Linked DNA regions of Mus musculus: region 2 is linked to region 1. The links are chromatin loops, found by intact Hi-C in ENCODE. Cell type or tissue: left cerebral cortex. All regions are shown on one strand. Each heading gives the region's core, and the rest is flanking DNA. Links, peaks and the distances in the headings are about the cores only.

Evidence for each region. A loop is a pair of places that touch in the nucleus more often than their neighbours do. Peaks named below come from ENCODE experiments on the same cell type or tissue, not always from the same donor. Only the 100,000 strongest peaks of a DNase experiment are listed, where the experiment ranks them.
Region 2: it touches region 1 in a loop (4-fold over the local background); 6 of 42 quality-filtered maps call a loop at or near these places.

What each region holds. Positions count from the first base shown.
Region 1 is chr1:19,199,235-19,214,611 of GRCm38, reverse strand. Tfap2b (transcription factor AP-2 beta) reads right to left here and starts at 5,698. Exons shown (of 7, transcript NM_009334.3): 1 at 5,364-5,698; 2 at 203-661. The coding sequence starts at 5,444. In left cerebral cortex, for the core only: CTCF peaks have their summits at 8,239 (motif pointing left) and 8,855 (motif pointing left); DNase peaks (open chromatin) are centred at 5,312, 8,215 and 8,798; H3K4me3 peaks cover 979 bases.
Region 2 is chr1:19,099,477-19,114,853 of GRCm38, reverse strand. It overlaps Tfap2d (transcription factor AP-2, delta), which reads right to left and starts at 11,832. Exons shown (of 8, transcript NM_153154.3): 1 at 11,560-11,832; 2 at 9,993-10,490; 3 at 6,544-6,604. The coding sequence starts at 11,598. It overlaps Gm15825 (predicted gene 15825), which reads left to right and starts at 10,014. Exons shown (of 4, transcript NR_151619.1): 1 at 10,014-10,184. In left cerebral cortex, for the core only: no CTCF peak of the experiment used is centred there; DNase peaks (open chromatin) are centred at 4,742 and 7,558.

The DNA.
Region 1 (15,377 bases), core at 3,933-11,932:
ATCTCTAGAAACCGCCACCACCTTGTAGCCACACACTCAAACACACACTTTTGTCCTGTCCGGTTGGTCCGGTTCTAAAGATGACAACTCCCCCCCCCCCCCAACCAGAGAAGACCAGGCCGCCCCTCCTCCTTTCCTTCCCGCGCCCCCAGCATTCTTCTTTTATTATCGGTTATGTTTATTTTTGTTTGTTTGGAATTACCTGCACGTCTTCCATGCCGGGATGCCCAAGGCCGTGCAACGAGAGGCTGTCGCCCATGCCGGCGTCCAGGCCGTGATGTGCGGAATGCAGCAGCACGTCCGGCCGGCGGACAGAGTGGTAGTCCCTTCGGGGATCAAGGCCGGAGAGCTGGGGCAAGGCTGCCCGGGGCTGGGGCAGGAGAGAGCCGGCTTCTGAGCCCACTTCTTGGCGTTGCCGTTGCCCCCACGGGTGCTGCTGGGGCTGATGCAGAGGGTTCAGGGAGTAGGGATCGTTGACGTGGGAGTACGGGTCTTGACTCTGGTGGTAGGGTAGCGGCTGGTAGGGGGGCGGAAAGTAGGGTGGCTGGAAGTCCGATGATGGCGTGTGGGACAGCGGCGGGGCGCTTGAGTAGGGTCCTTGGGACACAGAGCCCAGTTGAGAGAGTCTCGAGCTATGGCTTGGGACGCCATCGTGCCGGTCCTGGGAGGCGAGAGAGGAGCGAAGGAGAAGAGAAGGGGGAGAAGGGAGAAAGAAGGGAAGGGAGGAGGAGAGTACGGAGGAGGGAGAGAGAGAGGGAGAGAGAGAGAGAGAGAGAGAGAGAGAGAGAGAGAGAGAGAGAAGAGAGAGAGAGAAGAGAAGAGAAGAGAAGAGAAGAGAAGAGAAGAGAAGAGAAGAGAAGAGAAGAGAAGAGAAGAGAAGAGGAGGAAAGAGGAGGAAAGAGGAGGAAAGAGGAGGAAAGAGGAGGAAAGAGGAGAAAAGAGGAGAAAAGAGGAGGAAAGAGGAGGAAAGAGGAGGAAAGAGGAGGAAAGAGGAGAAAAGAGGAGAGAGGAGAGAAGTTGGGTTTCTGTACAACTTTTCTAGGATAAGGGAAGCAGCAAGAAGCTACATCTTAGTTAGACCCCAAGCTGACTCAGGGCCACATGGTAAAATGTCAATAGCTCCACACCGGGAAGCTTCAGGAGACTTAACAATAACAGAAATAGGAAGCTCACCCACTACCCAGCCTAGAGGCATCTTTTGATAGTGCAAAGCAGGCAAAAGGGAAAAGAGAAGAAAGTGTTTGTGGACAGAGATAACTTAAAGCCTTGATTTTTAAAAATGGAGGACTTAAGGGTGGTGTTTGCTTTTCTAAGTGTTTCTTGCCCCTACTTATTTTGGAGATCCAAATCACACCAGATGAAACTCGCTAATAGCTGTGATGCTGGACTGGTTGAAAAACTAACTTCTGCCATCCCTGGCAGGTAGCTGGCTCGCCCCGGGGCTCACACAAGCAGGAGATTCCCAGAGCGGGGAGGAATCTGCATGATATGAGCTTCCAGCTACCCTCCCTCCCCAAGAGGAATTAAATAACTTGGTGTTTGATTGAAACAGATCTCCTCTGAAATCACACCCTAAGCCCACGTTAAATTGAGTTGTGGTTTGCAGGAGTTATTTTTAAGCTTGCTTTCCATCTCTCATGCTATTCTACTCGGGGTGTTAAAATAAGGAGCAGAAGTTGTGGGAGGAAGAAATAACTCCCACACCATACTTTCAGCCCTCTCTGGTCTAAGCCAAGTGAGAGAAGTGGGGAAGAGCAGGACCCTCTCTCCCCCAATTCTCCATGAAAATGGCACACAGTAAAGTCCCCCTGGTTCTTTCTGTAGAAACAGCCATCTACATTTCCAAACTTCAGTGACAAAAAAAGTTTTCCCGGTTCAGCCTCACGCCCTCCCAGCTTACTCCAGGAGCTCAGACAGGGAACACACAAAGCAGAGAGAAGCAGCTGCGGCCTCTACCAATTATGGTGCTAAATTACCAAGCCAAAGGCACTCAAAGGAAGACAGGGAAATGGAGGGACACATACACACACACACACACACACACACACACACACACACACACACACACAGAGAGAGAGAGAGAGAGAGAGAGAGAGAGAGAGAGAGAGAGAGAGAGAGAGAGATGCAGGGACAGAGACGGTGAGAGGAGAAGGCATGCACTGCTGGTACAACGGGAATCCGAACTCACCATGGATGAATAGGTGTGGACTAACATCTGGAAAAAAAAGCCTGGTTACTGCTCAAAATAACAATGAATTAAAAAAAAATAATCAAGGAGTCCAGCAGAGAAGCAAGCTGGACACAGGAGCTAGGCTTGAGATGTTTCCAGGACAAGCCATCAAAAAAAAAAAAAAAAAAATCCCCCCCTCCAAGAAGATTGGAGGTGCCTGTCACAGACAGGCAGACCTGCTCATCCGTCTCTTACTGTCTTTTTGGCCTCTTTTCTTCTGCAGGGTTCTTTGGGGCTCCAGAAACAGTCCTCTTCCACCCGAAGCTGGGCTCAGACTGCTCAGGCGCCCCTTCCTCCCTCCGCTTGCCTACACCGCCTCATAATAATTGATATTCATGACTATTAATATTACACGAGTACTTTAAAGGGAGAATGGAGGACAAATGGAGCGTGAAGCAGCAGCGAGCTCAGAGCTCCTCCACTATTGTAAATGACGTTCATTCAGTGGAGAATTACTAGATGTAATCACACAAGGGGGCTGGCAGAGGCAGACTTGGGGGAAAGTTGTGCAGGAAAGAGGCAGAACTTCAATTAACTGAGCGGGGACACTCTCTCTGGCTCTTGTAAGGCAGTCTCTGCTCTTTGGATTCGGCGGTGTGCTGGGGTCTCCCAGAGAATGTAGGTGTTCTTGGATAGAGAGGAAAACTTTCCCAACGGGGAGGAGGTGGTAGTCTTGGGTGCTTGGTGTGTAGATTTAAAAAGCAAACTAGAAAGGCACTGCCTGATTATCTGGTGGGGCGGAGGGGGGGGGGAGAGTAAAATGGGTGGGCCTGTTTGTTTACGTGTGTTTACTGCGGTCTACCCCTACTTTTTCTGAATGTAGAAGACCAAGTTGTGGGGTTTTTTGTTTTTGTTTTTTTGTTTTGTTTTAGTTTTTTTGTTTGTTTGTTTTTGTTTTCGAAGAACGTAGGAGAGATGGGGACTTTTGGAACACAATGCAGCCTTTTTCTCTTTAGTGCTTACAGACTGAAAATTTTAAAACCCAGATTTAAAAATCTATGTGATTGGTCTTCAAGCACACTAAACGTATCCTTTCCAGGCAAAGCCAGGGGCAACAGAAAAATCTTTTGGGATGTATCAGGAACCCGTCCAACTGGCCTGACTGCCATTTCTGTTAAACTTCAACCGTAGTCCAGACTGAAATAGGCTCCTTCTACCACGTTGGGTGCCGGTTCGCGGGGCTTTCCAGATGAAAATTTGGGCAGCCAGGAGCAAGTCACTCTCTCTCCTCTCCACCCCCCACCCCAAGCCTACTCTCCTCTCCTCTTTCTCCTACCCCCCTTCCGGCCCTTCTCTCACCTTCCCTCCTATTTTTTCCCTCTCCCCCTTTCCTTTTTTCCTCTCCCTCCCCATTTCTCTTCTCCCTTCCCACTTTTACTCTTCTCCACTCCCTTCCCCGCCTAGCCCTCCCTCATTTTCCACTTAGCCCTTTATGTTATTCATAACCAAAGAACTAGCACCACACTGATTAGGATAATTCCTCTATGTATATACCCAGAGCTATTTCCACCGCGGCTCTAGCTCCGCCAGTGCTATGTTTACTATGGGCGACGTTCTCTTTAGGATAGTTCAACGCCCTGGAGTTGAACATAATCCCGCCTGTTAGGAATAAAAGGACGCTGAATCCCACCAGGCGGGGAGGCGCGGTTCCTCAGTACACTACCACAAAGAGGAAGGCGAAACCTGAGGTCACCCGAGAAAGAAGAACTCTCTCTCTCTCTCTCTCTCTCTCTCTCTCTCTCTCTCTCTCTCTCTCTCTCTCTCTCCCTCCTCTTTCCTGTCTCTCATTTTCTTCTTGACTTCCTTTTCTTCTACCTTTCTCACTTTCTCATTTACCTCTAAATGAGGTCGTAAGAATGGCAGATCTGGGGGACCCTGGCCACTGGCTCTAGCCGCTCTACCCAGAAAACCTGAGGAGTCGCGGCCACACACCGGACCCAGTTAAGAGCGGTAGGGACAGAGCTAGCGCCTGCCTCCGGACTCTTCTTAGCTGAGCAAGGCTAACACCGCGGTGCTGTCCCAACACCTACAAGGCTCACGGTTCAGATTTCTTTCAGAACCGGTTACTGAGTCTGGGTTGTCCACCTCTGCCCGGTGGCCCAGCCTCGTGCTGCTGTGCTGCTGCGGGTAGCTTTCCAACTTTTCTTCCCCCGCCTCTGCTTCCCTCTTCGCTAAACCCCTTTCGCTTTTTTTTTTTTTTTTTTTTTTTAATCCCGATCCTCAGATATCTTGGAGCTTCGGAGTCTGCCTTCCCTCTCTCGACGTCCCCTTGAGCCTTACTTTCCTTTCCTCTTGAGCTCAGCTCCCCAGCTCCCGGGTTGTGGCGCGGGATCCCTCATCTGTCCCCAGCCGGGCCGCTTCCCCTCGCCCGCCAGCTGGAAGGGCAGCCGGACAGCCTCGCTCGACGCGGACTCCGGAAGCTCTCGGTGGCGTCCGACAAGGCGGAGGGAAAAGCACGGGAGGGATGCGCTTGCCTGGGGACCGGTAGCGGGTAGCACGAAGTGTGGGCAGGCTTCGTTAAAAATGCCCACACGCTGGCGGCTGCCATCTCTGCTTGGAACCACTGACCCGCAAAGAATCAAAATACGACAAAACAAAAATAACAAACCGCGCTCTCTCCCATACGGTACTGGATTTGTTCATACATCCCTCCTTTCCCCTCGCTCTCCCTAGATATCTACCCTCTACCTGCGTACGTTGGTTACCGATTTAAAAAAAAATATTAAAAGTTTAAAAAGCAAAAATTAAAGTCCCAGTCGGCGTGAGGCTTAAAAACCCGATTCTGTCCCGTACTCAAAATGAGGAGAGACTGTTTTTCCCTCACTGTTTGCCTGAATTCCTGGCTCCACGTTACCTACCAGAGTCTACAAGGGGAAGGAGAGAGCCGGAGAGAAAGAAAAACAAAAAGGAAAAGAAAATAGCTCCTAAATTAAACTTCTCACATTCCAACCTTAAAAGTTCCCTTTCTGGAGAGCAAAGTCTCCCAGAGCCAGCCTTAGAAAACTTAAAGAAACCTCAGAAACCCGATCAGAAATCTACGAGTAAATAGCTTAAAATATATCAGCTGGGGTGTCAAAGAAGCTCCAGTTTTCTATCTCCAAAGCTCTAAAATGCATCTGGGGTGTCCGCTCACCTCATAGATGTCTTCGTACTTGACATTCTCCACGAGTTTCCAGAGCATGATCGCAGCCTGGTCTCTAGGAGGTGAGTGCATTCATGTGAGGAGCAGATGTCTGGTTTCTCAGGACTCCGCTGTCTGTAATGATCCATCTATAATTGGAAATGGGGGATACACACCAAATCCGACGCTCCTCTCCCATCGCAACTTATATCTGTTGTCTCAAACAATAGGCTGGAGAAGTAAGCCTCAGCAGACAGAAAAACATTATTGCACACAGGACTTAGATACAACGCGCACGCATACACACACACACACACACACACACACACACACACACACACATGCGCGCGCGCGCGCGCACACACACACACACGCACATGCACACATATATATTATAAAAAATCATAAACATGAATTTACACGCAGATAGTCACATTAGTTACATAAACACCTCTGGGTCACAGAATCCACAGACTAACCGTGCATTTAAAGGGAATATAGTGGTTCAAAACGAGAAATATAAATAGATACATTAAAAATCTGTTTTGAAAATGGCGAATCAATGCAGCCACTAACTAAAGTGTTTTAATAATTGACAATGAGAAACCACGCACATCAGTCCCCAAATTTTCTACATAGTTTTTTTTTTTTTTCTTTTAGGAGAACCATTACTGAGATTTTAAAGACAGTTTTCCTATTCTTGTATATTTAGGGGAGCATTAAAAAAACACCACTAGATTTTTGACTTTGAGTTATATTTCTCTATTGATGCAACCTTATAAAAGTATCATTGTGGAACAAGAATAACACCACTATTTACCACAATGGTTTCTGATATTTTGCTCATTGTGTCTAACACATTTGGAAACTTGAATATCTTGTGGACCCTACAATCTATATTGCTTGTTGCTTTAGGGATTGTTCTATATTTTTAGTGGTTCCTTGGTGTCTTTCTGTTTGCCTGGAGTCTCCATTTTATTAAGTTTTTTCTCTTCCTTTACATGTTGGAAACAACAAAGCACACAATGTTAATCTTGAGACCTTTAACAGGGGTATAGAACATTTTGTATTTGGGTTTATTGCCTGTAATTTGTGATTTTAATCTGATAGACTTGAGACAAGAACACCCAAATCTTTGAGAAGGTTTAAGCTTTGTACTGTTTAAGGAAACAGTGGGAAATGTTTTAAGATGTACAAGAGCAAATATTGTTTGGCCATTTTGCATTGGGGTAGATTTTCTTTTGAATATGTGCTTTTTGAAGTTTAGTTTTTTAAAAAATATTTTCAAAGCATAAATAACAACAAGTACAAAGTTTAACCACTAACCTACCCTCAAGTGGGCACCCTGTAAGGCACAGGATTTTCTTTTTTTTAATTTCATGAGGAATTCTATATTCACTAGCTCCCTCTCCTCCCCATCTTTCCACCCTTTCTGGGTTCTCGGAGGGTTCCCTGGAGTCAGTAGGGAGGCACTGAAGAAGATCTTGGCCCCTGGGGCAGAAAATAAATGACAGGAGGGAATGAGGAGGGTTGGGGTAATTTGGGGTGGAAGTTATTAAACCTGATGAGGGTGAATCTGTAAAGGGAGATTGTCTTTAAACTCCAGTGCATTCTAGAGCTCCGGCAGGGTCGGAGGCTCCGTGAGTAGGAGAAGGCTTCAGATAGACTAGGAGGAAGACAGCGGTTCCTAACAGCCAAGCTGAGGACTCCTACCTCGCAATGAACAGTCCTGTAGATCTATTATTGTTACTGTTATTATTATTAATTTACTGTAAGTCAAATGAAGGAAATGCAGGGTGCTTCAGGCAGAACTTGAGAAACACATCTTTTTCTCTATTCCCTGTTGGATTTCTTTTCTTCCTTTTCTTTTCCTCCTTCTTCTAACCCCTCCTTCCCTTCTCCCTCCCTCCCTCCCTTCTTTCCTTCTTTCTCTTTAGATCTTCTCCTTCTAGTCTTTCCTTCCTTCCCCCTTCCTTCTTCTTTCCTTCCCCTCTTCCCTCTACTAAAAAGAAAATATTCTTAAACTACACAGAACAAGGCTAGTCTTCCAGCGTCAGCAGATATGTCTCCCTTTCGCCACCAGAGATGGTTGGGAGACAGGAAATCGTTCCTCTTAATGTCGTTGTGTGGAAGGACTTAAAGTGGATTCCACACTCTTTCACTAAGTCATCCTCTACTTGATAATTTGAAAGATAGACGTTATAGATTTGGAAATTAAAATTCCCCAGGCACAAACTTATTAACAAGATAATTTACATCCCTCTTTTTTAAATCTTTAACTGCTAGGTTTTAATTGTCTAAAGATAACCTTAACCCAAACCAAACAGCATCTGGAAAAAGCTTTCATTATTCTCTAAGTTCGTGTATTCATGTTTTAAAATCACGTTGGAGCATAGCATTGGTTAATCTGAGATAAACTTTAACATTTACTAAAACCGAATCAAACTGATGATATAATTTTACTCATAAAACTATTTAAATAGGTAATATAGTGTGCCACCATGACTGTTTTGAAGCCTCATTTATGTAGAATTTCAAAATTTCACTTGTGTTTTTAAAAATCTTAATATTATATATACATATATATATAATGTAGAAACGTACTTAGTATTTGTTAAAATTATCTAAGCACTTTACAAAACATTAAAAATAAGTCCGACTTCATTTAAAACAAAACAAACCTAAAATATGTGCATACATACATACATACAAACATACATACATACATACATGGGTAACTATCCGAAGAAATGCATACTGATAATAGAAATCCTTGTTAATTCTTCGATGTGGCATTTTGTGAAAAATCCCAGCTATTTCGCCACAAATCTTTCCCAGGGACCGTTCCCTCCTTCATTGAACAGGCAACACCGCCCTCTGTAGGAATTTTGAAGATTCAAACGACAACTAGCAGCTCAATTTCTTTTTCTTTCTTTTCTTTCTTTCTTTTTTAAACGCATCCCTCCCCTCTCTTGGTTCTTGAAAACCATGTTATGACTAAGAGTATTTTGACCATCTACCTCTTACCACACCCATTAACTTTAGAAATACTCTAAAAAGTTTTAGCACTTCAAAAATGTACAAATTAACGGAACCCCTGAAGAAAAGATTCCTAAATGGAGAACTTTCTCTTGTTCACATTCTATTTAATTTCACATTATCTCCTATTCATATCTATTAAAAAATTCTCTTACAAATTCAGATAAACACAGATGCGAAGGTGAGACAGGGTTTTGAATTTCTAAGGGAAACTGTAAAACCGGCTTTCTCATCTATATCTTTATTTTTCTGGGCACATGCGCTTTGGGTAAGAGCGCTCTGGGGTATAGTCTGGATCGGCACACCCACACGTTTCCCGTTACGCATACTTACTGCAGTTTATTACTACAAAGAGGTGAGTTATTAACCCCACCTCCTTTTCAGACACATATAAAGGTAATGTCCAATAAACGCAAAGAATCGGGGCTTCAAAGCAAACTCACCTAGCATGGCGACCTCTGGTGGCAGGTTTTGGAATAGGTTTGTGACTTTTTAAAATGTCTGTTAAATCTCATCAACGTTTAGTCCTCTTGCTCCTTTCTTCCTTCTAACAATCTAATTCCAACTTACCTACTCTCTTTCATTACAACCATTCCTCACATTGGCTCTCTTGTAGGAAATCCTCTCTACCCTTTAATGCCCCCATTACATTATCTTATCCTTGGCTTTCTCTTTTTTATCTTCTTTAAATACAACAACAATAAAAGATGAAAATGTAACACCTTAAAACTTGTATAATTGTCCTTGAGATTAATCAATCCCTGACATCTCTCATTCCAGAATGAAACATATTTAACAATGTGAAGTCCCATGTACTAAGTTATAATTTGGGGATTGTTGCAGTTCAATTAATGCTTATTGATGAATAAATTACCTGCAAACAACTTTGCACACCATTTAAACTTTGGTCACCGTCTCAAAATACTTATCTGAGTCTCAGGAAAGCACTGTTCCTGCCAGCTCAGTGAAGTGGACATGAATATTTTTAACTTTAGTTTTTCCATCATGTACTTAACACACTCCTCACAGCCTGGTGGTGCTTAGTTCCTTTGGAAGCCAGAAAGAGAACAATTTTGAATTATTTATGTTTTTCAGAATTATTTTTATCCTGTATTTACAAATAGACAAAGGAGAAAGAAGAGAATAAAAAAAGAAAGACGGAAGGGAGGAAAAAGAAAGAAAGAAGACAGACAGACAAGCAAGGAAGACAGACAGGAAGAAAGAAAGAAAGAAAGAAAGAAAGAAAGAAAGAAAGAAAGAAAGAAAGAAAGAAAGAAAGAAAGATGAAAGAAAAAAGGAAGAAAGAAAGAAAAAGAAAGAAAAAAGAGAGGAAGAAAGGAAGGGAGAAAGGAAGGAAGGAAGGAAGGAAGGAAGGAAGGAAGGAAGGAAGGAAGGAAGGAAGGAAGGAAGGAAAAGCCAGGCGTGGTAGCAGACACCTTTAATTCCAGAATTCAGGAGACAGAGTCAGCAGACTATAAATTTGAGTCCAGTCTGGTCTACATAGTGAGTTAAAGGACAATTGGGGTGACAGTGAAAGATTCTTTCTCTCAGGGTGATGGAAAAAGAGAGACTCTATCTGGAGGAGAAAACCTTTGCATGGTGGACATTATCCATTCCCAATGGACCATTTACCCATCACAAGGTTTATTGCTCATGGAACCTTAAATAAGACAGGATGACACCTTTTGTTACTATGAGAGCATGACTCTACTGCTCTACTATAATTTCATCATAAAATCTTTAATGATCATATCTTTTGGACAGTCTTTAGTGAATATTTTTAAAAATCAGTTTTGAAAAATTACTTCTGAGTGAGAGAAAATTTCACCCAAGCCCTTGCTTCTCAGATCTACATTGCTTTGATATCACAGAAGGCAGATCACATGTGCTTTCTGTAATTTGGGTTTGAGGAAGCAAAATGGGAGGAAGGTGTTAGTATGAGATTGTTTCTAAATATTAATTTTGTTCAAAAAGAGATCAACCAGGGTTATACGATGAGACGAGACTCTTTCTCACTAGAATAAAATATAAAATGAAAATCAGGTGGAGTTATCACTAGATTGGTATTTTATGGTTATACAGACAGAGGCAAATATTGTAAAGAAAGTATTTCTTACTTGACCCATAATACTTAATCAATAATTTCTTTATTAGTTTTTTTAAAGAAATGTTCTAGTTATATATAGTCTATTCTTGCCAAGAAGTTGAAATCCTTGGCCTTCTGAGATCCAGCAGGACTAGCAAATTTGTAAATTTTTAAATAAATATTTGCTAAAAAATCATTTGTAACTTTAAAAATAAGTGTAGCTAACTTTCCTTGGATCTTTGAGGAGCAATGGTAACTTTATTAAACACTTTAGATGCTTTGAAATGCTTAGAATTTTCTGGTTAACTGTGCGGGTGGCAAACTAGTCAATGGAATCATTTTCAAGTATCTACTGCTAGAGGTCTGGAGCTTAACTATAAATTGGAAGCTGGGAGAAGTGGTGCAAATAGGCACTGAGCTGTAGTCCACAGTGCCAGTGACATTTCATGTAGAATGTGAGTGGGGGTCCCCTGCTATCACTGATAGAGGGACAGGCACTTCTGCTGTCATGGATATTTCCCATACTATTGCTTTAAAAAGGAAAGGTCTTGAAGGGTAAGATCACCAAATAATTTTGTTTCAAAATGCAACCAGTAGACCAACACATTAAGGGGAAAGCATTTGCAAATTGAGACTGGGAGAGATATAGAGCAGAATATAACCTTTAAAGCATGAATAAACACATACAGGCTGAAGTATCTCATAAGTGCCAGAGACATTTCAGAGAAATTAATGTCATATGGGAAGCATTTCTAATATTCACATTTGTGAATTTTGGTAAAAAATAGAGAAGGATTCTTATGTTAGGACTTTTATTTTGTAATTGAAAATAGTTTTATACAATATATCTTATCTGTGCTCTCTTCCCACCTTGTCCCACCTTGTCACCCTTCCAACTCCACATCTTCTTTCTCTATGTTTAGAAAACAAACAGACACGCAAACAAACAAACTAGAATAAAAAAGAAACAAGCAAGCAGACAAAATCAAATACATGAAGAGACACCAACGAAACCTATAAAAACACAACTGTGAGAGAGATGTAAAAGACCATAAGGGTTAAAAAAAATCCCAAACAAAGCAATATGAAACAAACAAGAAACAACTTTAGCAATATCTTTGAATTTATTTTGTCTTGGTCATCTACTGCTGGGTATGGAGTCTATTTTTTTTTTTTAAGTTTTTCGAGACTGTAAAAGGAGGATTTACTCGGTAGTTTCCAAGCTTCTTCCTTAGAAAATAAACTTTAATGGGTGTTCTATAAACAACACTTAAGAAAGTTTCACATAGCTATCAATAAAAATTATAAATGTGTTTCTTCTTAGGCACCTGGTAGTAAAATCTCAGTTCTTTGAGAACCTGTCATGGAGGAGAAATTTAAAAGATCCAGCCCCAAGATCAGTTAAACAAGTGGCAGCTTATGTTGGCTAAGAGGCAGAGTAAAAGGAAGACTCATTCATTCCTGGTGGGAGAATAAACTTTTATTACCACGGTGGAAATCATCAATCATGTTCATTAATTCTCTACTCATAATAATAGCCAGAAATTGGGGGAAAGAACCTATGTATCACCCAACAGAAGAATGGATAATGCAAATTTGGTACATTTACACAATTGAGTATTATGCTACTGTTAAAACCGACACCATGAAATTTGTGAATAAATGGATGGAACTAGAAAAATCATCCTCAATGAGGTAAGCCAGACTCAGAAAGACAAATAGGGTCTGTATTCACTTATATGAGAATATTAGCTGTTGAGCCTATGATAACCCAACCCATAGAACCACAGAGGTTAGGCATACAGGATTGGGGAGTCACTTAGACCTCCCTACTTATGGGAAATAGTTATGGGTAGTGTGTGTGAGAGGGACTATGATGAGAGGATTCAGTGGGGTTTGGAAGGTAGAAGTGGGATGAGGAAGAGAATATGAAGAGAGATAAGTATGCTAAAATTAATGACCACTTGAGGGAGAGTGTGGAAGCCTAATATAGTAGAAGCTTTGTAAAATATATTCATACATGAAGTTCATAATGAAATTGACAAATAAATTGGGGAGATTGTATCCCATCTGGCCATCTCTTATTACTAAATGATGCTTCCAAACGACACAGAGACACAGAAACCAGGCTAAGGGACAAAAAAATGGACAACTATACACTTAGGGGTGTGAATACTGTCTTCTAAATGCTTCTAATTGTTAATCTTGCAACAGGAAGATAGATGGGAAATATTGGTACTGGTCTTGCTTACTGCTATATTGCCAACATACAGTGACGTGGACTGCATGAATATATTAAAATTATTTTCAGACAAAACAATCATCTTTTTACTTAAAGTCTCAAAGGCTAACATCAAGACAGAGATGTTTCCAGGCAAATTAAACTCATGGTTAAAATTAATGTAAATTTTTAAATATTCATGTAAATAAAATAAATACATCTTTAAAAATCTGGAGAAACTCGGGGAGACTGAAGAAAAAAGAAAAAGAAAAAACTAGTCACAATAATAGAAGAAAAACAACAGACCAACAGAGCGGTGAGAAAAATAGTGTAAAAATCTGAAATACTAGAAAAGCATACTTGGTTATAACAAGCTTTGAGTCCTTACAGGATGCAAGCAGGGCATGCATGGCCTGCCAGTGAGAGAGGGGGAAGTACTGGGCAGGATGCTTGCCTACTGAACACCCAGCTGCAGTCCTTTGTCACAATGGGACCTAGGAAGCTCAGTGTACTTTTGCATATGAATTTATACCATTGAGAGACACACATGTAGGACTCACTCATGACTGTATCTGTAGGTGTATCTGCTTCAGGAATGATATACACTCAGTACATTCATTTTATTATATAATGTTTATGTTATCTGATTTTTATTAGTGACAATATTACAGCAACTACCCAGCAGGTCTGTTGTTCTGTTATTTTCTGATTGTTTTTTCTTCTATAATTCTTAATTTTTTATACTTAATATAATTTCCCTGAGACCTTTTAACTTATAAAAATAAAAACAAAGGAGACATTTATTTGCTTGGACTTCAGATTAGACTTCAAGGTTTTCACATGCAGACATTCTTGTGGGAAATTTGTTTGATCTCTGGGAGAAACCAGGAATCTTTTACAGAAGATGTATTCAATGATTTATTCAGTGACCACATGTAGAATTGGACTTCTTTTGAGAGTTTCAATAATCTTTATGTGACTACAGTAAGGACACACTTAACAGAGAAGCAGTCTGTGGTGGTTTAAATGGAAATGACTCCCATAGGCTTATAGGGAATAGCATTAGGAGGCCCTCTTAGAGTGGATGCAACCTTCTTAGGGGAAATTTGTCACTGGCTTGGGCTTTGAGGATCCAGAATCTTAAACCTGATCTGATAGTTCATACCCACACTCTCTCCTTTAGGTTTAGATATTTTACATATGTGAATACACTGTTGATGTCTTCAGACACACCGGAAGAGGGCATCAGATACCATTACAGATGGCTGTGAGCTATCATGTACTTGCTGGGAATTGAACTCAGGTCCTCTGTAAGAGCAGTCAGTGCTGTTAACCATTGAGCCATCTCTCCAGCTCCTTCCAACTCTCTTTCTGCTGCCTGCCGATTGGAAGGCAGAACTGTGCTCCTCTCCAGTATCATGCCTGCCTTCATGCTGCTATGTTTCACACCACGTTGAAAACAGACTAAATATCTGGACCTCTAACCCAGTCCTGATGGATTGGTTTTTTGTTTGTTTGTTTGTTTTGTTTTTGGTAAGAGTTGGCACGTCCACAGTGTGTCTTCAGAGCAAAAGAAACCTTAACTAAGATATAATCCTTCTGGGTGTTGTTTCACTGTAGAGGAACACAGACATTTCTTACACTTTTTTTTTTTTTTTTTTAGTATTTATAAAAACATATGAAAGATGTTACCTTCCTCCTGTGTTGAAACATTTTGCTAATCTTATCACCATGGCATACAAAAAGTATAGCTACTATAGTACCCAATCAAGAACAGATAGTACCCAGATCATCCCCTGTTCACGCCCTGTTCATGCCCTTTTCAAGCCCTGGTCACCCCCTGTTCACACCCTGTTCACATCCTGTTCACCCCCTGTTCATGCCCTGGTCAAGTCCTGTTCACACCCTGTTCACACACTGTTCATGCCCTGTTCATGCCCTGTTCACACTCTATTCACACCCTGTTCACACCCTGTTCAAGTCCTGTTCATCCCCTGTTCACCCCCTGTTTGCGTCCTGTTCACCCCCTGTTCATACCCTGTTCAAGTCCTGTTCACGCCCTGTTCACGTCCTGTTCACACACTGTTCATGCCCTGTTCACACCTTGTTCACACACTGTTCACGCCCTGTTCATGCCTTTTTCACGTCCTGTTCACCCCCTGTTCACCTCCTTTTCACACCCTGTTCACGCCATTTTCACACCCTGTTCACGTCCTTTTCATGTCCTTTCTGGCATTCTTGAGACCCTTTGAGCCTGTAAATGAAATATGAAGCTTTCAAAAGGTAAGCTATCTGGGAGCCAAATGATGAAATCACAGTGTGAGTTCTGTCAAACTTCCAGCATCAGATGCCCACTCGAGATCCTCTCTTCGAATAGTATTTCTCAAGTGCCCATTTTTCCTTTTTCAACAAATAATCCATCATGTAAACATAAATCAGAGACATACTGCTCAAACTCTCCCCAGGTATATACACAGCATTCGTATATTCATATTCATGATATTCATATCTGTGAGCTTACATTCTACTTTTCTATATAATCTTTCTTGGCATAGCTCTTAGCTGTGTGTGATTGTGTGTGTGTGTGTGTGTGTGTGTGTGTGTTTTGAAGAAGTGATTGTGGTAGTGTGCAGGAGTGTGCTTGCCAGAAAAGACACTATTGCTTTCAGCCATATTCCCT
Region 2 (15,377 bases), core at 2,700-10,699, 99 kb after region 1:
GGCATCGTTGCAGCCTTGGGGAACTCTCTTATTCTAGCTAAAGATTGGGCAACTTGTAGAGTTTACATCAACTTGGGGAACCTGATATCTTTCTTCCCAGTGGGTTACTTTCCAGGAGGGCAGACAAAAAAAAAAATAAAGTCATGTAACCTGGGTGTTGTATTTGTAAGGGAAATAGTGACATGGTAGAACCTAGCCAAGGGAACTGAGACCAACAGTGTTGATGAGAAAACAGAGGACAATCAGAAGTGGATCGCACCAAGCCATCAACAGTAGTTATTCTGTGTTCCCCCTCAAGGTCATCCTGGTACCTCTGATGCCCCCCCCCCCAGCTCTTATAGATATTGGGAAATACTGATTTTCTCTTCAGCAATCCACCTGGGAATGCCTTTGTTGACAGAGCCAGATAGGGCGTACAGAACTTCTCAGGAGTTCTCATCCTCCCGATAGAGAAGCAATATACATAGAGAAGCAGTATTTCTAAGGAGGTCAGTGTTAGAAAGTTTGGAGAGAACTGTTTCTTAGGGATCTGTAGATTCTAGTGAGTAACTACATAGGCAGTCAAGAATCATCTCCAGAATATTTGTCTAGGTCCTTCTTTTAAATGAATGAATGAATGAATGAATGAATGAATGAATAAATAAATAAATAAATAAATAAATAAATAAATAACACAGTTCTGTCTAAGTAACAGAAAGAAGTTAGCCAAATCCTGTAGCTATGAGCACCCCTGGCACAGAAGAACACAGGTTTAAACTGTCCTTCATACTAGGGATGATCTATAGCCTGAAGAAGGCTGGAGTTTCATTTCTCCTGGTGAGTCTGGGGGATCTATCCTTCTGTATTAAGACCATAGGTTGGTGGGAAAAAAAACCCACTGGTGATAAAAAGGAACTTGCTGTATTAGCAAGAACACCCCTTTTTTTCCTCAATTCATCTCTTCAACAATGGAAGGTGTTCACACCTGTTCTACTTCCCTCTCTAGCTGATGAGGTGTCACAGGAAGTGGACAGATGCATACTCAGCAGCCTGAGTAATGGTACCCAACATCAACTCTGTGGTGAACAGTTGCCACATCACAGGATCAGTGCAGTGTAGTTGTATATTCATTTACCCATAGTTTGTACCATATACCTAATGGAAAGCTAAGCGCTATAAACCTATCCTCACCCCAGACTTGTAGAGCAGAGCAAAAACAAACAAACAAGCAAACAAACAAAAACACACAAAAAACAAACAAACAACCACAACAAAAACTAAAAACAAAAACAGTGATTATCGCTAAGGACTTTCCATGTCACAACAACCCCTAAGAACACACCCAGTTGTGCCAAGAGGCTCCCTGGAGCCTCTGCAGGTGTGATCAATACTTTCTACCTTGCTTCAGCTCCCTAGGCCTCAGAGCGCAGCTAAGTCGTAGCACCTCAGCACCGCCCCATTCTGCCAAACATTGGTGTTGACATAATTAGACTAAATTTTAGGAGCTGAAATAAATGTTCCGTTCGCCTTACAGCCAAACAGATGTTTACAATTCAAATGAAAAAAAAAATACAAATGGTAGGGATTTTTTTTCCTCCCCTTTTTCATCTCCAGTGATCGCTCTTTTTATTTTTCCTTGACACATTAAAATGTGTAAGCGGTAGTAAGAGTTTCCTGTCCCTGTTTGTTTTTCGGTTTCATTTCCTTGAGGTACTCTTGTCTAATAGGTGGAGTAGGATCTTTTTGGTCTGTTTTCCCCCTCTAGACTTTTTCCCTCTACCAAGTCTCTACCCTTGCCTGTGTGAAGCCCCTCCCTCTATGGCAGCAGATATTAATTGTATTCAAACAGCAAAGAGGTGGGGACTTAGCTCCCATCACGCAGGCCTTTGAGGTGTGCCAGCAGCATAATATGTGGTTCCGAAGGAAGACTGTGCTTTTACAGGTGTTAGTACATCAAATAGCTGTCGTTTATTTTCAAGGCCAGAGCTACATTCAGCAAACAAAAGAAAGGGAACTGGGTACCAGATAGATTGCTGTTGTCTCATTGTGTGTCCTGGTATGTCTTTAGGGATTCAGGGATTCATTTTGGGTCCTGGTGATTTTCCTGAGCAGGAAAGAATGGGGTGGGGGGAGAAGGAGGGAGAGGAGGAGGGGGAAGTAGCAAAGCACCTTCTTTTCTCAGAAAAAAATAACTATCCAACAAACCAACCATGCTTTGGAGCATGTGTTTTTTTGGAGGTCACAGAAAAGAGATTGAATTCAAGTCTTATGTATGTGCATTTTAGAATTAAGGAGGCCCATAAAGTCTCCAGTGTGTCATCTGCTCTATTTTCATTCGAAAGGGTGGAAGAACCAAAGAGATGGATGAGTTTGAGCCAGCATAACTACAAGAGACTCAGGAAGCCACTCACTGATGGAACGTTGACAAAGGGAAGGAGAGAGTAAGATACCTTCTATTTTGCTCCTTCCGATGGCTGCAAGAAGGAGTGATCCCAAGGTCCAACCAAAGGCCCAGGAGAGTACTAAAAAAACCAAAGCAAGGAGCTTGTCCTTTCGAGGAAGGAGGAAGAGCAAGCCAGTCGCCTTGCCTTGAGGTCCACAAAAAAATACAGGAAGTGTCAGTTCTGTCCTATCCATTATTGGTAGAAAGAGCGACTGCATTTTGTAAAAAGAATTAAATCAGATCGGACAATGTTTGCATCAGTATAAATGCCTAAGTCTTGGCTAGTGACTCACCTCAGCGATCTGATACACTCCTGCTCCCTTAAAGCATGCAGAGTTCAAATTATATTAATTCCTCCCCCCCCCTACAATGTTTTGATTCAAAGTAGTTTGTATTTTGTGTAGCCAAGGGCAATTGGGAAAGTGCTTGTGACTGCAAGTGGCCAGTGGGTTCTCACTCAGCGTGGCCCAGAGGCTATAGTGGTATTTAAGCTTTGGAAATTAGCCTGGGGCTGCAAGAGGAGATGATCACAAAGTGAAACAAGGGCGCTGCCCCTTCTACACTTTTTTCATCCTCCAACCCCCCCCCACACACACCTTTTTTTTTTTTTTTTTTTTTTTTTTTTTCCAGTTTGCCATCCCGACTTCACAAAAGAGATCAGGGCCAAAATGTCACTTTCCACCCACATACAGGAATTCTGAGTGTTTTTATCTTCCTTCCTCAAGTATGTGAAGACTAGAGCCCTTTATTCAAGTGAACCCCATATCGCGATTCCACCATGAACCCATTCATGATTAGCTTAGTCACCGTCTAGGTCCTCATCATTATTTTATTATTAAATACTCTGTGAGAAATAAAAGGGCTTGGGTGTCTGACAAACGGGAGGGGCCCCCCAGGTCGCCTCAGAAGAGTCACCAGGAAAAAAAGAAGTGGGTCTTTCTTTCTTTTTTCCTTTTTTCTCTCTTTCTTTTTTCTTTCTTTTTTTAATGATTAAAAACATAGGCGACTCCTGTAAATAGAAGCCCCGTTTCTTCGAGAGATGCCTTTTGAAACCCACTGTCTGAATATTCAACGAAGGCAAAGCTCCACTCTGTACGAACAACATTAATATGATCTCTGCAGAATTTGTTACTCAGAAATATTAACATATCAAAGCCAACGCCGGAGGCGAAAGAAGCTATCGATACGCGAGTGCAGGGTAAAGTAAAGATTATTGGTTCTGATGGTCTGAGTGGCTGAGCTGCGGGCAAAATCGAGCACACCATTAACCGGGAGTGAGCGCGCGGGGAGCGGGCCTCTGAGGCGGCCGCAAATATTTTATCTAGGTGGTAATTACCTCGCTGCTGCCTCCCTGGTCTGTCTACATTATCTTTCGGTTATCAAGCCTTCGTTTACAGGGGGAAAAATGTAATTGACACCAAAGTGAGTCTGAGAAATAACATTTATTTTTTACTACAAATTTAGGGACCAATGACTCCCCATCTCTCCACCCATCTCCAAGTCAGACCAGCTTCTTTCTACACTCTCTCATGTTGCACACCTAGGTGGTATCTTAACTCAAGTCACACCCTGAGAGGGAGTGTCTTGAGAAGTAAATATGTTTTTCCTAATATTGTAAATGCTGGATACCATCAGGAATATAGACGTATCCAAGAACTTAATAAAAGAAAGAAAATGATGGAACAAAAGGACTACTTTAAGAGAGGATGGCCTGTAACGTGTAGATTGGAAAAGGAACGGGTATTGTCACCATAGGAGGGGATGGGAAGGGAATAGCTTAACACTTACATGTTCTATTTCTGATGAACCTGAGAGAAGCTGAGTTATTGATTTAAGAGTTCGCTGTGTGCAACCATGCCAATAAAGAGAAGGTGTTTTCTGGGTCTTTTGACATGAGGGGACTTGCAGCACTGATATAATATAAAAGTCCTTGTTATCCATTTGGATATTGTGCACGTTGATAGCTACAGAGTCAGGAAACACTCTCCCTGCCCCCTATCTCTCTAGAGTCCAGATTGCTCCCATCCTTCCTGTAAGACATGCGAAAATGGACAAACGTACTCTGATGCTTGGATCTGAGTTACTCAGAGGTGGGGGGCTACAGATCTTGATGGTGCTTAACTCCAAATTTCCAGGTCCTTTCCCTTGGGAATTGCACTTTTCCCCTAAACAATCAACGCTTGGTTTAAAATACCAGGCTAAGAAAAGGATTTTTAAATGTGAAACAAATATGTACTGAATTGCACAAGAACAAGAAAACATCACCCGAGGAACTCCACTTCCGTACTTCTGATGCGTTATGAAAAGCGCACTTGCATCTTTTAGACACCTCGAAGCTTAGCTCCTTTTGGATGGCCAGATGAAAGGCCGTCCCCGGAAACTTTATTGACTCCAGAGCACCTACAGTTCCAGCGTCCAACCTGGAATTCATCCTTTTAGCTGTCTACAATCGTTTGGATGTGGTAGTCAAGCGTTGAGAGAGGCATTTTAGCAAGTACGAAATAGAATATACTAAGTGCGCCGGAAAGCTCTCTCTGCTAGCAGCCGGTTTCGCTCCCTAATTAGTGGCGCTGTCCTTCAGCACCACTGTGCCTGTGCGCCCTGAGCGCTTGGCCACACCTTTACTGTTTTTCCTTCCCAACAAACCCCAATCAGCAAGACTTACCGAGAGCCCCCCTCCCCCCCACCTTTTCACGGTGTATGCTTTATTTGTCCAAAACTTATTAGTGGTTAAATTTAACATTTATAAACTTGTCTCTGTTTTATATAATTTCAATATGGCTGAATTCAGGCCTGACTGGAAAGCTTAATAGTATCTCTTTTAAATATCTATAAGAAGTGATATCTATATGCTAAAAACTAGCTTTGAAGCCTCAAAAGTGTGAAACAACAGATTCGAGTAATTCTTTTAAACTCAAAATACAGTGCAGGCACACACTTTTGGAGCAGCCAAGTTCCAACAGATAAACTTCCTTTCTTTTCTCTCTTAATGTTTATAGTGGATCCTGGGTCATGAAATCTGTGTTTTCACACAAAATATTCCACTGTTTTCAAAGAGTGAATTTCTCAACCCCCCACCCCCAAAAGCAAATCATTCATCTAGCTTTGAAATAATGGAGATGGTCTAAGGGAGCTATTTGGTACCATCAGAAGTTTAGCAGTTTGGTTACTAGAGACAACTGTGGCCCTGAAGCAGGAATTAGTTTTGGTGAATAGGCTGTCTTATTAATTCGTATGAAGTTGGGATAACAGCTGGTCCCTCTTGCCTCATGCGCTCCTCGGGTTACTGGGCATGCTAGAAAAATAAACTTCAGAGGCTCTGGGTACAGTTAAGCAGCAAAGCCAGTAAAAATCTGTACTGCCTTGAGGCCCTGTGAATGTCATAGTTCAAAACCTTTTGTCAAAATGGAACATCTGAGATACAGCTCCCTTCAGTGCCTCAGCTGAATGCAACAGCTCTCTTCTCTCCCCTCACCCCCCTTTCCAATGCTATGGGTAACTCTCTGGATTCAGATGTTTTCCTCAACAGATGGGAACAAGAAAGCTTTATCCAGTACACTTAACATTAACACTACCTCCTCCTCCCACCCTCCCTTGAAGAAAGAAATGTTCTGGACGTTTCAAAAATAATAATAAGGCAGTTACAATATTGGTGACTCATTAGCCTCCTGGAAAGCGTCAATGATACAGCCTTTCACAGAATCCCTTAAGGCCCATAGCTGACACCATCACCCCAAACACTCAGGCTGTGGCTGGCACATTAGGTCTAAAAGAAACCAGAAATCCTGCTCCAGGATGTGGTATGGGTGAAGGAAAAGAAGTGTGAAAACTTTTTTTTTTTAAATCCCAGTAATTTTCTCCCTAACTTTGATGCTGTCCCATGCTCTGAGGAGTATTGGAGAGTCCCCAGCAAAGGTGGGGCTCACCTAGCACTTAAGTGTCAATGGAAGAAAGGAGGCTTTTTAATGTAGATACGCCTGTATGGACCTAGAATAACTGACTAACATAATTCCTTTCTTAATAATCAGACAAAGAATCTGATGCTTCCAAGTCTCCCCAGATCTTCAAAACAAAGAAACAGTCTAGAAACTAATATTTGAGACCAAGATATTCCTACTCACCTCTTCTGATCACCCCCCCTTGGCCGTTGAGAACAATCCCACACTGGGCTTCCACGGAACCCTTTAGAAAAGAAGAAAGAAAGAGAAGCATTCAAATATCATAGGCATGACCATGTGGGTGAAGCATTTTAGACTAGCCTATCCCTGACCCCTTCTCAGGAGACCATTCAAAGCACCATAGAGCTGGAGCACGCTTAACAGCAAACAGAGTTTTAGTATATATATCCCCAAACCCTACAATCTAAAAGTTCTATTCATCTTAAGGTATGCATTTCACATCCCTCCCCAATATTACACTTTAGAAAGCTTAAGAGCTTTTCATTTGGGAGTAAGAGAATGAGAAGCACTTTGAGTCTCAGCGAGTGCATATACACAGGCGCATATTTACCACTTCCTGGGTGAAGAAAATTATAGCTTAAGTGTCAAGTCTGGGATTGGAAGCTAAGAGGAAGAATTTCACATGGAGGGATCAGAATATCTTAGAAGGATTCCATTTACCCCCAAAGCAGGAGCATCACATAATCCTATCCAAAATGGGCCTGGTAGAGGAAACACCTTCAGGTTCACTCCCTACCGATCCCTAGGTTCCCAAGGTTCTGTGTGATCATTTGAGCTGGAAAACTGGGAAGGGTTTACTAATTTTTTATTAAGAAAAATAAAATTTTCTCCCTGTGTCTGTCTCGTCCCCCCATCAGAATCAAAATGTGTTAAAAGCTCATTTTCCTTTACAAACAAACGAGGTATTGGACATGAAAGAGGCCTTGAAGGGTGTTAACCTATCCAACAGCCCGTGAAGAGTTAAGTAAATGCGGAGAGAGTCGGTGCATAATAAAAACCCACTTTACAAAACAACCTTTACAGCCCTGGCTCCCTTTTACCTCCCCATTTTCACCATATTGAGGCAAGCCTGTAAGACCCCCCTTTTCAACCTACTCACCAGTTCTTTCTTATTTTAAATGTTCTGCCTTAAAGTGATTATCAAATCAATATGAAAAAAAAAAAACTTGGAGCCTGAGCATAAATTAGAGCGGTGATGGGAAAAGGTGTGACAGTTTCCTTTGTTGGCCATAGCAAATCTTTTTAGGAGACTCAAAGATGGAACCGAAGCCACAGGACCGTTTGCATCTGTTAGGCAGACTTAGACCGCCCTCCAAACCATTGGACTTTCACTTAAAATTCTGTGCAGGGAAAAGTATATTTACATTTGTTGCATTTGAAATGAGGCATATGCTGATGAATGTTTTAAAAAGGAAGAAATGAAAGGGGAGAGACAGGTTTTCCCCACACACTCCCTCCTCTCTTTGCTTCTTGTTTTAAATATAGCGGTGGTTCTTTCTGTCTCATTCTGCCAAGTACATCCAGAGGACTAGAATAACTTTATCGATTTATAAGCTTGTCCTAGTATTCATACATATTATAATTCATGCACTGACATACACCTACAGAAGTCATTATGACCACACGTGCAGACATCATATGCCACACTGTTTCAGCTAGTATTTTAAAGTGATTTTTTTCCTCAGTATGAGTAATATTACTCTGAAAAGAGTAGTAAAAATAAAAGAAATAATAAATATATAAGAGATGGGCTGAAATAAAGATTTGTAAAAGAGATTTCAAGTGTAAAAGGTAAAGAAAACTGAGCTTTCCAAGGAAGCGGACTAATTCCCCTCTCTCTCTGGCGCACTGTTAGGATGCTGATTTTCTTAGAAGAAACAAACCTTGGTCTCATCACTTAACAAACCTTCCCCCCTCATAAGTAAAACATGTTGTTTGGTCAGATGACATTGCATAAATGACCAGTTGAATGGCACTAAGTCGAAAATTGGATAAACTACGGTGTCCTTTTACACAGGATTCTGCCTTTGTCTGGTGCTTGCAAATGTTCTAATCCTCTCTTTTGAAAAATACCCAGCTTTGTGCCTGGCACAGAAAAAAAAAATTTGTACAGATACAAAAAAATCAGCAACAGACGTGGCTATTAAAAGGAGTAAATAGGTTTTAGTGGAGCTAAGCATTGAATGGCAGATTTTTCCCCCTCCTGAGACATAAGGGGATCCTGTGGAAAATGTTAAAAAAAAAAAGTCCTAAGCGTATAAAATTATTTTGTGAATATAAGTGTATAAGGTCAACGTTTTAGGAGTAAAATATTTTTTCTTGTGCATGAATCTTGTAATTCTGGCTCTTTGTTGTAAGTGTAAGGGCTCCCACTTTAATTTAAAATTAATCTCTTGCTCAGGGGTAGAGGAGGGGGCAAGATATTCTGTGCGCAACAAGGGATCTCTTCTGTCTCCAAGTTGTGCTCCTGGAATATCTTCCCAGTCGTCAGGAGAAAGTGGAGGTGGCAGATTTTGTGCAGACAGAAAAAGGAAGGACTTGCCACGGGCAGAGGTGTACTTTCCACTATAAGAAAGTTCCAGTTTGACTCTTCTGGGTTCTTAGTCTAGATCTCAGGGCTTATTGATCTGAAATGTGTCTAAGACAATGGAACCACTTAATTAAAAACTCTGTTGTTGGCACCGAATGTGGAAGCGGTGTGAAGTAGGAGATTTGATGAAGTGGTGGCCTCTAAGGTGTCTGAATTTGTTTCTGCCCCCTCTCCTTCCTCTTCTTCCTTTCTTCTCAGCCTGCTGTCTTTCCTTTCCTCCTTTCCGCTTTCTCTCTCTTTGTCTTACTTCCTTTGTTTACTCATTTTTGACAGTACAATGAGTTGCATCTTACATAAGACCCGAAGGGAAAGAATAAAGAGTGCTGCCGGGCTCCTGTATGCTCAGGCACAGAGAAGCACGGCCGTACCTTGGCAAGTGCATTGTGCAGATTATGTTATTAGGGCTGTTTTGAGGCTGTCATTTGGGGTTACTTGCTTGGCACAGCAATCTGATATGCTTGTGAAACTTTGGTTCAAGCTTATGATTCCAACAATTTCCTGAAAACAAACAACCTCTCTCCTCCCGGAGAGAGACTTTCATCAGGAGACTCCCCTAAAGGTTCTGTCTAGGCCAACGCTGGAGACCCTGCAAATTATGGAAACTGAAAATACAATTGAGTGGACCTCAGCTTTTAGGAATCTTATTCTGAGACCTCTAGATTCAAAGCCAGCTCCATTGATCTCACACACCTATCCTCTCAGTGTCAGAAACGTAGATTCACAAAAGACTTCTGGTGACTGGCTCCAGAAAGGGACCTCAGCTATTGATCCAATGAGAGGAACCCAGTGGGCAGAGTCCTCCTGTAATCTCATGACTTTTTCTAATTCGTGTGCGAGTGTGAGTGAGTGTGTGTGTGTGTGTGTGTGTGTGTGTGTGTGTGTGTGTGTGTGTGAGAGAGAGAGAGAGAGAGAGAGAGAGAGAGAGAGAGAGAGAGAGAGACTTAAAGCTAGAGTATTAACGGAGAGCGGGAGGGGGAGGGCAGGGGGAGGGCGCAGACAAACCCGCTGCACGCTTATTTACCTGCAAGTCGTCGGCTCCCGCGGCGGCCAGCCCCAGGCTGGGCCCTGGCAGGAGTCTTTGATCTGGGTGCATTCCATACTGAGAGCCATGGCTCATGAGGGACAGGTCGTGGCGGCGGTAGGCATCGAGGCAACCCAGCTCCCGCCTCTGCTCGTCCAGGCAGGAGGACTTGAGAGCCCGCGCATTGTGCAGGTTAATAAAGTCGGTGGGCTCCCCGTGGTGAATCTGCTGGTAGTACTGTTGTGAGTGGTGGAGCGAGTTCAGAGAGTAGGCGTCGGGAGTGACCGCCGGGTGGCTGTGCTGGAACTCGTAATGGAAGGACTGGTGGTGGAGCGGGGTGTACTGGTGGTTAGTGGAGAAGTAGGGGGACGCAAACTCGGTGCCGGTGGTAGAGTAAGTTAAAGGAGAGGAGGAGGAATAGGCAACCGTGGAATTGGCTACGGACTCCAGACAGCCAAGCTGCATCAAACGGTAGCTGTTTGATCCGTCGTGACGTATCTGGAAGGAAGAGGGGGAAAGGGGAGAGCAGAAAAACTTGAGGTTTGTCATTTTGCAACCAAGGCGCCACTCTCCCAGAGTCGGGAGCTTTCCCTGTCTCTCCCTAGGAGGAGAGAGCGCGCTGGGCTTCCGGAGAGCAGCCGGACTCAGTGAGTGCCTTCACCAAGCAGACTTCGCTAACAGTTGAACTGGGGGTGGGCGGCCTCGTCTTCACAGTGGAGAGAGCGGGGTGGGGTGGGGGGAATCCCCCACCCTATATAGGTGCGGGCGACATTACACATGCACACACAGTCAGACAGACAGACGGACAGACACACACACACACTCAAATACACTCACACCCTTCAATTCTCAACTTGTGCCTGGAGCTAGGCGTTGGGAGTCAGGTTTGCAGGTGACTGGGGGCTTAGGGGAGCAAGAGAGTCCACATGCAGAAAACGCTAGGATGCACATCGCTACTCCAGCCAGACCCTAGCACCGAAATGCCTCCTGGCCATGCGGAGGTGTTCAGCCTGAGCTGCTAAAAAAAAAATAAATAAATAAAAGGATCACCGTCCACAAATATAAAGGTATATATACATGTACATTAAAAATCCCAGTCCGTGCAAATTGTTCAACTTGCTCGCCCCCATAGCCACTTGTGTGCCATTTCTTGAATAAACCCCTTCTGAAAGGGATGCGCTGCGTTCTTCCCCCCCACCCCCCAACCCCCACGTCCACCTACTGTCCCTCATCAGTCCCCTTTCTTTGCTTTTCGGAGAATCCTTTCTGTGTCTCTAGCTTTCTCCTCGTCCCCACTTATTGTTAGGATTATGCTTCTCCCTCATTACTGCAAATGGTGCTTAACTTGGAGGAGAGTTGCCCTCCCTGCGACAGATGTCATAACGAACTTTCTCCCGTTCCCTTCCGTAACTTCTCCCGAAAGCCAGATTATAATTAAACGTAACGGTCCAATATAGATTAGAGGCAGGGGAAGCTGCCACCACCACCGCCACCACCACCGCCGCCGCCACACACTCACACACTCACGCGCGCGCGCTCACACACACACACAAAAAAGTAATAATACCTCCGCATCGTGGACTAGTCCGGGAAAGGTAGTTGACATGATGGGTTTCTCCAAAAGCTTACGATGCAATTTCCCCCTCCAAAAAAAGAATCAGGAAAAAAAAATCCAAAACTTCTTGTATTTTCCAATTTTTTTTAAAGGAAGAAAAAAAATGTTCCGTAGATAGAGATCTAAACTGTAATGGTTTTGCCCGGATCAGATAGCTCCTTGCCTCGTACCCACTTAAAAAACCTGTAGGAACAAAATTTTCCCTCTGCACAAAAGCAGCTCCCTGGAACAGATTTTGTACTTGCTGAGAATTTCTTTGGCTGATGTCGTAGGTCCCTTGGTAATATAGAAGTTTTGAAAATTAAGCATCAGCAGTGAGAACGGGGAGGACAATAGGCAGAAGAGATTTATCCCATGAGACAAGGAATAAATATTGTATCTTCGCCTAATAAGGAACTGGGGGTTCTTTCAACATTTTTTATCCATTTTCCACAACCTTTATCATGCTTTTCTATACCGACTGAGGTGAGGACGCATCTCTGCAGAGAGCATTTACACATTTTTATTGCGAAGATAGAAATCTATCCCCAATACATGCAGCTTACAGACAGAAACATATATTAATTAAACCTTTCTTTTACATGACTGGGCATTTGTTCCTATTGGTTCCACTCCCTGGATGTTGAAAGCTGATCTTTTTTTCCAACAGGCATTGCAATCAGTCTTGCCCAGTTGGGATGTCTGCCTTCTTCCAAGTGAAAACAATACCCCTTTTCTCATATTTACATTGAATTTCTGTTCTTCGTCCTTGAAAGGCAACACCAGGTGGTGGCTAACATTTTTTTAAGCAGTTTTTAAGATAGATAATCATGATGGACAGTCCTAAGTTTCTGTTACAAAGAAGTAGGACAACTGGAAAAATGTATGAGAATAAAGATGTGTGAGGATATTGCACACTTAAGTAAATGTCTTTCACTCCCCAACCCAGCCTGTTTTCCCCCCTTTACTATTTTTCTTTTCCCTTTTCTTTTAAACAGTGTGATTTTTGTTTGTTTGTTTGTTTGGTTTTTTTATTTGTTCTCCTCTCTGTGTCCCTCTCTGTATCTGTCTGTCTGTCTGCCTGTCTCTCCTTATTTCTATTTTGGAAGGTGGGAGTGTGGACCATTCAACAACAGGAAGCAGTTATATTACCCCTAAAGGACCCCCAAATACTTGCATTACATTTACAAAGAGGGTGCTGGAAAGGGACAGGGAACAACAGCGCACACTGACACACACACACACACACACACACACACCTATTTCCATTTCTTCTAGGTTTCTCAACTTTCAAACAGTTTTAGAGTTATACTTCATCCAAAATTTAGGCTGATCCACTGAGTTATCTAGTGTCTTGAAGGTCTCTCTCTCTCTCTCTCTCTCTCTCTCTCTCTCTCTCTCTCTCTCTCTCTGTGTGTGTGTGTGTGTGTGTGTGTGTGTGTGATAGCAACAAGCTCAAGATATAGAGGCTATGCTAGGTTTTATCAGCAAACTTGCCTACTCAAGGGGGAAAAAAATAAAACACCCAAAACCTGGAGGGTTAGTTGGCCCCACCAGCTCATCTCAGAGATAGACAGGGTAATTCAGTCTTAATTGCTATTTCATTTGGTTCCCTTTTAAGTGTTTAAGCTGAGAAGGTGTCTTAATAATAAGCCGCAGGCAAACAGACATGTGGCTTTTTTTTTTTTTTTTTTTTTTTTTTGGTTGAGGGTATGGGAGGTTTTATTAGGGCATGCTCACACAAGGTACACAAGGTAGCCGGGCCTGTCACTCAGAGCTATTGGCTCTATACATAAGGACACATGACAAGAATTAAAATGCATTGTCTGCAATAGACATCCAAGATGCCTCACTTCCACACAGGATCAGCAGCCTATATTTGCTCCCCTTGTTAAGATGGACTTATCTCCACTCCCCACCCTGAAATTCCACATCATTAACTGTTGAAATCAGAAGGCTTTTCAAGCAAGTCCAGTGAGGATGAAAATGAAGAATATAGGACTTGGTCTTTAAGTAGGAGGGGAAGAGGAACATTGTTGGTGCTTAGAGCCTGTGCCCCCAAATGCTTACATTAGAGTCTTTGTTTGCTAGGTCTGAGCCCAGTTCTCATAGCTTATCCACAGTGAACATAGATAATAGGATCATACACAGTAGTCCACAGGATCTGGAGCCTGATTCTGTGACCTTCTCTCAGAATGCTTGTCCCTGAGAAAGCTTGGCTTCATGCCCACTAGAAGAATATGGAGAACCTCCTACCTACTTTTGTGAATGATAAGACAGTTTTGCTGGTGCATAATGTTAATTTCATAAGAAGTCTGCACTCAAATAAGAAAGGATATTATCTTCTCAATCAAATGAAACCCATCTGTCCCCAACACTTCCAACTGTCAGGAGCATCTGTCTTCAGTTAAGGTGAAGGGCTTTTTACTTTCAGCTTAGGTCCAAGGAGGGGATGGACGCACAGCCTTGTCTTCTAGGACAACCGGAAGGCTTAGGAAAGCATGACTGCCTCAGCTTGCTCTGGAGCAACATTGATCAATATACTTATTCCTACTTCCAGAGACAGCAATGAGTCTCATGATGCTTTTGATAATTAAGTTCATTATATCCTGTGTATCACAGGGTTCCTTCTAGCTGCTTCTTTTGTCTGAATACTTCATGACATTACTGAATTGCTGGCAGTTGTACTTTTCTGTTGCTTTCCCAATACCTACACCACTTCCCCGAGTGACTTTTAATTACCCAAATTAAGGAAATTCAGGGTTTCTTTATGTTAGTTGCTGAACACTCTTGGGCTTAGGAAGAAACTAAAGGCTACAGAGTGAGAGAAATATTTAAATACATCCAAGGGAGATGGAACAGGAAGGACATCTGTACCTTTTTTGCTAAAGGTTCTACTTTTTCAGGCTCTGTTGGAGCTGGTTCATCTTCCCCCTCTTTATATCATCTTCCCACTCTTTATATCAGCATCTTAGACAAAGGGGGAACTTCAGTTTGTCTATTGCTTCCTCCCAACTATAACAACTTTAAATACAAAAGGCCTTTTCACCCCGAAAGGATAGTTGGGGGAATCATCTCTGCCATATGCACTAACTGGTCAGCATTCCCTCCTGTCTGCTTAGGGGTTGCTTGCTGTGCCCCTTTTATGATTAACTTCATTGAGGCAGGTGTGTTTGATGTGTGTGATGTGAAGCTACTGGGTTTGTTTCTCTCAGTCATCTCCCCCTCCCGTTCTCCTTTCATCCAATTAATAGTCTTGAGAAATTAATACGTGACATCTTGCTTGACTTGGGTCAAGACTGGGCTTTTGAGCAAAGTTAATTCCTCTTTTTTCTGTTTTGCTCCTTTCTTGGAGAGTGATTGGCTACACATTCTCCAGGGGGGTGTTATAATTGAATTAACTGGCCACAGCATGTTGAATTCATGGTGACAGGCTGCCTGGGGGCTCCTTCTAAAGGCAAACTGGTGGTGTACATCCTGGTCTCAGCTAGAGTCCAGGCTAGTGCATACCTACTCTAAGTAGGACACAAGAAGGTGAGACAATCTTGCCAGTTGACACCTCCTGAGAAGGAGAGGTCTATGTTAACAGTCATGATTTTCTTCCCCTCTCTGGTTCTCCTGTCCCATATCACAGAAGGGCTTCCCCTTAAAATGTCTTATATATTATTATATTTATTTATAACCATCATTATTTATATTTATTATTTATAATAATAATTATTATTACCTTGGTTAGGATTCAGAGCTGAAAGAATAGTTTAAGAAATTGATGTTCCCTCTCCTGAGATTGT